Linked DNA regions of Homo sapiens: region 2 is linked to region 1. Evidence: read pairs that join two places in POLR2A ChIA-PET (ENCODE). Cell type or tissue: GM12878. All regions are shown on one strand.

Region 1 (4,000 bases):
AGGTCAGGAGATCGAGGCCATCCTGGCTAATATGGTGAAACCCCATCTCTACTAAAAATATAAAAAATTAGCCAGGCGTGGAGGCGTGCACCTGTAGTCCCAGCTACTCTGGAGGCTGAGGCAGGAGAATCGCTTGAACTTGGGAGGCAGAGGTTCCAGTGAGCCAAGATAGCGCCACTGCACTCCAGCCTGCGTGACAGAGTGAGACTCCATCTCAAATAAATAAATAAATAAATAAATAAATTAGAGACGGGGGTTTCACCATGTTGGCCAGGCTGGTCTTGAACTCCTGACCTCAAGTGATCAGCCCACCTTGGCCTCCCAAAATGCTGGGATTACAGGAATGAGCCACTACACCCAGCCACCTTCCTCTATTTGTTCTATATTTGATAATTCAAACATATTTAAACAAAAATACACATTTTTGCATCTAATATTTTGAGACATCCTAATGTCCTTAATATTGCAGTTCTCTTAACCATCCAAAGATAAAAGATTAATTTCATTTTGATTCCTCTCTTACCCACATTCATAAGGCACAACTTATAAAAATAAAAAATCTTGGACTCATGAGGTAAATCAAAGTTGCTCCTAAAACACATGTATTTAAACCACGAGCATTATTAAACAATAAATATATATACATTATTTATTTGGAGCAAATTTTGCCAGCTAATCAGAAAGAGTAAAATGCTGTTTAGCATGAATTTGCTTTTAGAGAGTACACCAGTGCTGGATAAAAATACAGGCACCAAGTTAGGGGATTCTCAGGGATTTTGTTTTCTTTTGACAAAGTTGTCTTCATTCATTTGTCACTGAGGGACCGCTAGGGAAATATCCACCTGTATCCCTTTTCTTAAGTCTAGAAATAGAGAAATAAGCAAGGCATTTCCATTGATATATGTGCCATAAAGGAAGTAGCCCAGAATGCAATGAAAGTATGTAAAAATGGCAGGAAGTTGCCCCACGGCAAAATCTGAGGGCCAAGAAGGAACTGAACTAGCAAGTGAGGATTAGGGGTAGAGACAGCTCTCCAGGTTGGGAGAACAGTGGGTACAGAGGCCTATTGAAAAGAGAAAGGATAACTGCAGACAAAATCCAGAGGTTGGGGTGGAAGGTGCGAAAGTCGGAGAGGAATAAGAAAGGGAAGGGATGAATCAAGTCTGGAGAGAGACTCCCCTTTACCTGGGAGGAGCAGGAAGGAGCGGTGGATCACCAAAGCTGCTGTGCCCTGATATGGCTTGGCTGTGTCCCCATCCAAATCTCAAATTGTATCTCCCAGAATTTCCACGTGTTGTGGGAAGGACCCAGGGGGAGGTAATTGAATCACGGGGGCCAGTCTTTCCTGCGCTATGCTTGTGGTAGTGAATAAGTCTCACAAGATCTCATGGGTTTATTAGGGGTTTCTGCGTTTGCTTCTTCCTCATTTTCTCTTGCCGCCACCATGTAAGATGAGCCTTTCACCTCCCACCATGACTCTGAGGCCTCCCTAGCCATGTGGAACTGTAAGTCCAATTAAACCTCTTTTTCTTCCCAGTCTCAGGTATGTCTTTATCAGCAGTGTGAAAATGGACTAATACAGCCCTCTGTGGATTCCCAGCTGCAGGCGGCCTCCTCTCCAGCCTTTCAACACACTCACCCTGCACCTTCCCCACAGAGCTGGGGGCCAGGGCCTGTCTCAGCTACTTGCCAGGACTCCTTTCCTGCTTCCTCTTGCCCATCCTGACCATCACTCCTTATTTTCACCTTTCTGATGCCCATCAGAAATGGGGGTCATAAATGGGGGTCAGAAATGCGGTTCTGATTTAGATCTTTAGTGCCACAGGAAACACAGTTATCAGTGCAGAGTGAGTGTGGGAAAGTTTTCAGGAGAGAAGAGAGGTCATTTAGGAGAGTGGATCAGACCCCCATCTGGCCAGGCAGTGGCATCCCAGTCTTCCTGGTTATGCCCTGCAATCTCATGTGTGTCTTCCTGGTTTTAGAGAGCCCTGCTGAAAGCCCTCTTTATGGCACCCACTGCCTTCTACCCTACCTCATCGCCACATCCCCTATGGAGGCTACCACTGATTCAGATCCATCATTGCAACCCTCAGCAGAATAGCCCTGCTATAGTGGCAGGGATTCCATATCTACCCTTTCCTTCCTTCCTCCCCTCCTCCCTTCCTTTCTTTTCTTTCCCTTCTTTTTTCCTTCCTTCCCTCTTCCTTCCTCCCATCCTTCCTTCTCACCTGCCCTCTTGTATGTATTCATGTATTTAGGTATTTTGCCAGGCATTGGGGATAAAGTGGTAAGAAAGTTGGAGAGGGTTCTTACACTTACAGCCCAGGGATAACAGCAAATAGACCATGAATTACAACCCAGTGTGATAAGTTTCAGCTTAGACAGGGTGAGGTGCCACCCCATCACCCCAGAAGCTAGTCATGGAGGAACCATGGCAGGTCACTCAAAAGGCCCTCTGGAACCTAAAGGTTGGCATATGGCACTGAGGAAGGACATTGACTCTGGACATGTCAACCCCTGACACAGGAGCACTACCCAGCCACCCACCCCAACACTGAAACAGTGCCTGGGGTCATTCACACCCGCAGAGGTCACCAACCCTGTGGCCTCTCCCCAGGTGCACCCTCTGTGCTTCAGCACTTCAGCCATGCCTGAGGCATCAGGGTTTTGCTGTCACTCCACACCCCAGCACTGGACAAATCCTCCAGTGACAGAAACTGCATTAAAGTGCTGGAACCACAGTCTGCTCAAGCCAACCCCACTGGCCCATCGGCTGGTGGAAAGAGCTTCTTGGGAGCTAGCCTGCCACAGCAGGAATTCTCTGGAATGTGTCAGGATCTTCCATCTGGCCCAGTCTGGGTAGAGGGTCTGGCCAGGAGAAGATCACTCCTCACTGGCTAGTCTCCCTTCAAAGTCTCAGCACCAGGTTGGTCCTTGGGCTGGGCTGCCATTGGACTGCATTTCTCGTGTCCACTGACATTCCCACTTCCCTAAATGACCTCTCTTCTCTCCTGAAAATTCTCCCACACTCACTCTGCACTGATGACTGTGTTTCCTGTGTCACTAAAGATCTAAAAAGCATGGGAGAGGACTTCCTTGAGCTCTCATCCCCACACCTGCCCCCCTGCCTGCACCCAGGCCCTGGGCTCTGCCACTCCTCCTGTCTCCAGGCTCCTGGCACAGACCAATTCCCCCCCACATCCCTCTTCCCTCCAGTCTTTCTTCCCCCCTGCTCATGTGTCCTCAAACGTTCTCTTTACTAGGTCTTACAAACAAGCTGTTATTCCAAGAATCTCTTCAAAAAACAGCAACAAGGCTTTCAGCTTTCAGCTGGGAGGAGGCCAAGGTGCAACTTTCTTGGGTCGTCCTGAATCTAGCCACCTCTGCCATGCTGCCGAAGTTCTACCCCAATGAGATCAAAGTCACATACCTAAGGTGTACTGGGGATGAAGTGGGTGCCACGTCTGTGTTGGCCCCCAAGATCAGCCCCCTAGGTCTGTCTTCAGAAAAGGTTGGTGATGACATTGCTAAAGCAACTGGTGACTGAAAGGATCTGAGGATTACAGTGAAACTGATCATTTAGAACAGAGAGGCCCAGATTGAGGTGGTGACTTCTGCCTCTGCCCTGATCATCAAAGCCCTCAAGGAACCGCCAAGAGACAGAAAGAAACAGAAAAACATTAAACACAGTGGAAATATCACTTTTGATGAGATTGTCAATGTTGCTCAACACATGTGGCACCGATCTTTAGCCAGAGAACTCTCTGGAATCATTAAAGAGATCCTGGGGACTCCCCAGTCTGTGGGCTGCAATGTTGATGGCTGCCACCCTCATGATATCATAGATGACATCAACGGTGGTGCTGTGGAATGCCCAGCTAATTAAGAAGCACAAAGGAAAATATTTCAATAAAGGATCATTTGAAAAACAAACAAAAAAAAAAAAACACAAAAAAACAAAAACAGCAACAATAACTTTCTCTTGGCCTCCCTGTTCTTC
Region 2 (4,000 bases), 79 kb after region 1:
AAACACTACAATGTGAGATTGGGCTGTAAAGAAAATTGAAAGATTCTTCTGTTACTGATAATAAAAGAGAATAAATATCCATTAATTGCTCTAATTTAATGTATTTGTCGGCTGTGTAATAATTTTTGGTGACTCAGATATGCAAACACACCAGTACATTCACATGGCTTAATTACGTATATTCTTTTATGGTAAAGGGAGATGGAAAAAAAAAAAAAAGCAAAAAGGAAAGTTTTACTTGGCGTCTTCCATGAGAAAACCTCATTCACTCGTTTCCCTCTTCTACCCAGAAAAGATAGAAAGAGGAGAAATTAGAGGAAATGCAATAATAAATAAAGACAAATAAGTAAAAGAAAAAGAGAAGAGCTCCAACAGAAAAAAAGAAAAAAGGGCCAATTGCTTTCTTCTTTCCAAAAACTAGGAAAACAAAGAGGCAAGGAGAAAGAGGAAAAAAAGAATATTTCTTAAAGTTCATGGTTCTCGTCCCTTCTCCTTTCCCAATCCTCATCACCACTGGCTTAAGGTGGGATATTCCTTGTTTCTACTGTATGATAGATACAGCTGAGGGTTTGGGAAGAAATTTGTCCTACTGTGAGGGTTGGTGTGGTGAGGGAATAGTAGGGATATGAGTGGGTGGAATGGGAAACACATTTAGAGTTCCATTAAATATAGAAACTCTAAATGTATTTTCATACAGCCATAAACTGAACTTACATTCTATAGTCCTATGTTTCAGAAACATTATGAGATAAAAAGGCTGTTGTGGCTCACCCTGGGATCTACAAGCCCTTTAACATTGTTTCTAAAGAAATGTATAAACAAATTTTGTTTTGATTTATATATAAATATTAACAATAGAATTTATATATTAACACAATTAAATTAAAAAATCTATAATTTGAGAAATTTGTAATTTATATATAAACAAAATTAAATTTAAAAATCTATTTATAATTTGAGAATTGTCTATATATCTAAGAAGTACAGCAAAGGTGTCTACCTTCCCCACAGGAAGCCAGTGCCTGTTAGAGAGCCTAGAAAAACAATGTGTTCAAGTAGGAAGCAGGACCATGAGGATGGAAAATAGAAACCTTTCAAATTCAGCCGAACATGGTAACTTTACTGCTCTAGAAGGGAAAGCCAAGACTACCCTAAAAAGGGAGGAGACTGCAACCTACCTGTAGAGGCAAATAAGAAGGACTTAAGAGTATTTTAGAGTCCACTGGATAAAGGGAATTCACACTAAAGAAGAGTGATAAACAAGGCTAAGCTGTATTCTGTACCTGTTCCATGCATGTGACTTACTTTTTATAGTTCATTCACTTCTATATTCTCATCTGTGACTTTATTGTTATAATAAACAGAGTTTCCCAAGTGTTAGAATTGTGAAGGGGTACAGGTGATAAGAATGCTACTTTAATGAGGGTACAATCCTAAGACAGAGTGCTAACCCCTCAAGTGGCAGCCAAAATACAATCTGGAAGATATGTAAGAATCTGCTAGAAACAATACATTCAAGCAGTCTTTTCTCTTGTTTTGTAATTTTTTTCCTATAAAATATGTCTGGGAAATGGCTTCCATTTTGTTGCAGGGTACAGACCTCCTTGTTTAAATGTACGCCTGGACATGCACACATACTCTCTCTCATATACACACATATGCACAAATACAAGGGAGCATCAATATTTCACATTTTTAACTGCAGGACCTACATTTCTCTCCCAAATTCCCAATATGTCTACCTAAATAGCAAGAAGGAAAGTGGAAAAGAAATTAAAATTCATTCTTGTGCTTCCTGTAGCAGTAGCTTAGAAGCAATTATGGCCACAGTAACCACTATGATCTGCTTCATTGCCTCCGTGCCTGTTCTCACACATTAATGCCAAAACAGAAAAACCAACCTCAGGGTAAACCATATCTAATTAAATTACTTTCTACCTGTAATCTAGCCCCATTCAGTAGCATAATTTTCACTGAAGAAGCTGAAGTATGTTTAGACTATATGTTTTAAATGGTGGTATAATTTGCCTTGCTATTGGCAAACATCACCGCCTCTTTTATACTTTCCTATGGAACTTTCAAGAATTGCTACACTTTAAAAACACCAAAAATGATCACTAGGTAAGCTGGATAATCATTATTGTTTTCTGACATACAATCACCTAGATTCCTTAAGTGAAAACAATGGCAACTGTTCTCATCACCAACTTTCTAGTTTACCATAAATAGCTCCATTCTTCTCCTTTCCCATTTTCTCTATAGAAACCACAACACAACCAGTACCAAATATACCAAAAGGAACTATTATTTTCACCTCAGTTTACAGGAAGAAGAAAATAGAGAATGGATTTTGTTTTACCTCTAATATACACGTTTGCTTAGGGTAAAGAAGTAGCTTTTTGCTTCCCACCATGGTTACCTTCTGAGGAAGGTGATAATTTCCTTCTTAGACTGGTTGTTGACACTACAATAACTTCTAGGTAGGAGGGAAGTTATAAAAATAATATGAAATTAAATAAAGAACAATAAATTAAAAGACAAGGGAGGGAAATGGGAAAGCACTGAAAAAGCCATAGTGAATGAAAATGACTTCCAATAAAATTTTAAAATAATAAAATGAAGCAGACAAGAAGGGATATATATATACACACACACATACACAGAATCTTGAAAGAAAATTAACTTCAAGAAAATACAACTAGTGTTGCGTCAACACTATGGCATTCTTTACCAGAAAGTGCAGACAAAGTGTTTAAAGTCCCTATTAGTTGTTCTACTTCAATATGTAAATTCACTTGCTTAAGAGTTCACTGAGAAATCAGAAATATTAATTAAGGAACATTTGCAAATACTTTTGAATACAAGCCCAAAATGTATGAGTAATTTTAAAATGCATTTTCCTTATTCTCCTACTGAAGTAACAATTTCAAATTGAATATGATTTTTAAATACATTTTCATTCATATGTGTAACATAAGGGGCTCCATTTTTCTTACTGCCTATTGCTCCTAGATAATAAATTAGGAGTTAAGGGCAACTCCACAGCTCTTTCTTCCAGATTACTATTTACTGAAGTTAGAAGTTATAGCACCATAAGTACAGTGAAAAATGTAAAAGAATCAACAATGGTTTGACTTGAAGAGTTACGTATTTCTTACCATGTCTTTTCCACCTATGACCCCTTATTGACATGCTGGTTACTGCATTTCTTGATATTCGAGAGGAAGTTGGTGTGATTTCAACTTGAATACACCTTGTACCTTCCTTATTAGATTTCATGGGACCATGAGGCAATGAAGCCTTTATTGCATTAGCAACCTAAGGAGAAAAAATATAGTTTAAGATCAACATGAGCAGATAGAGCAGATATATTATCTAACCCTTCGATAAAACATGATGCTAAACAGGCTTATACAAAGAGGCTCTTCCCAAGCATTTTATAAGATGATACAGAAATCCTCTAAGATAAGAATAGGAGGCTAAGAGGGAAATTCATGGTTAAAAAAATATGTAAATGATAAAGTTAAAAATTTCAAAATATTCAATTAGATTTCCAAATGCCTAATGTTAATTAATAAATGCAGCTAAAGTATGTTAAGGAGAACAATTCTCATAAGTTAAAAAGACAGTTAGGTGTCTAGGAAGTCAGTCTAATAAAAATTTTTATTTTGGCCAGGTGCAGTGGCTCACGCCTGTAATCCCAGCACTTTGGGAGGCCGAGGGGGCCTGATCACCTGAGGTCGGGAGTTTGAGATCAGCCTGACCAACATGAATAAATCCTGTCTCTACTAAAAATACAAAAAATTAGCTGGGCATGGTGGCACGTGCCTGTAATCCCAGCTACTCGGGAGGCCGAGGCAGGAAAATCGCTTGAACCCAGGAGGCGGAGGTTGCGGAGAGCCGAGATCGTGCCATTGCACTCCAGCCTGGGCAACAAGAGCTAAACTCCGTCTCAAAGAAAATTTAAAAAAAAATTATTTGTTACTTTTCTAAGTTATAA

What was found. Peaks named below come from ENCODE experiments on the same cell type or tissue, not always from the same donor. Only the 100,000 strongest peaks of a DNase experiment are listed, where the experiment ranks them.
Region 2: POLR2A ChIA-PET joins it to region 1 with 9 read pairs; 2 of 35 experiments call an interaction of 5 or more read pairs at or near these places.

The regions. Positions count from the first base shown.
Region 1 is chr7:22,878,505-22,882,504 of GRCh38, forward strand. The region is part of intron 3 of LOC107986776 (a long non-coding RNA gene); the gene reads right to left. It also overlaps the pseudogene RPL12P10. Among named protein-coding and RNA genes, the nearest start is that of SNORD93, 24 kb to the left of the region's middle. In GM12878, no CTCF peak of the experiment used is centred here; no DNase peak of the experiment used is centred here.
Region 2 is chr7:22,957,098-22,961,097 of GRCh38, forward strand. HYCC1 (hyccin PI4KA lipid kinase complex subunit 1) reads right to left here. Exons shown (of 11, transcript NM_032581.4): 10 at 3,159-3,318. Among named protein-coding and RNA genes, the nearest start is that of HYCC1, 55 kb to the right of the region's middle. In GM12878, no CTCF peak of the experiment used is centred here; a DNase peak (open chromatin) is centred at 1,857.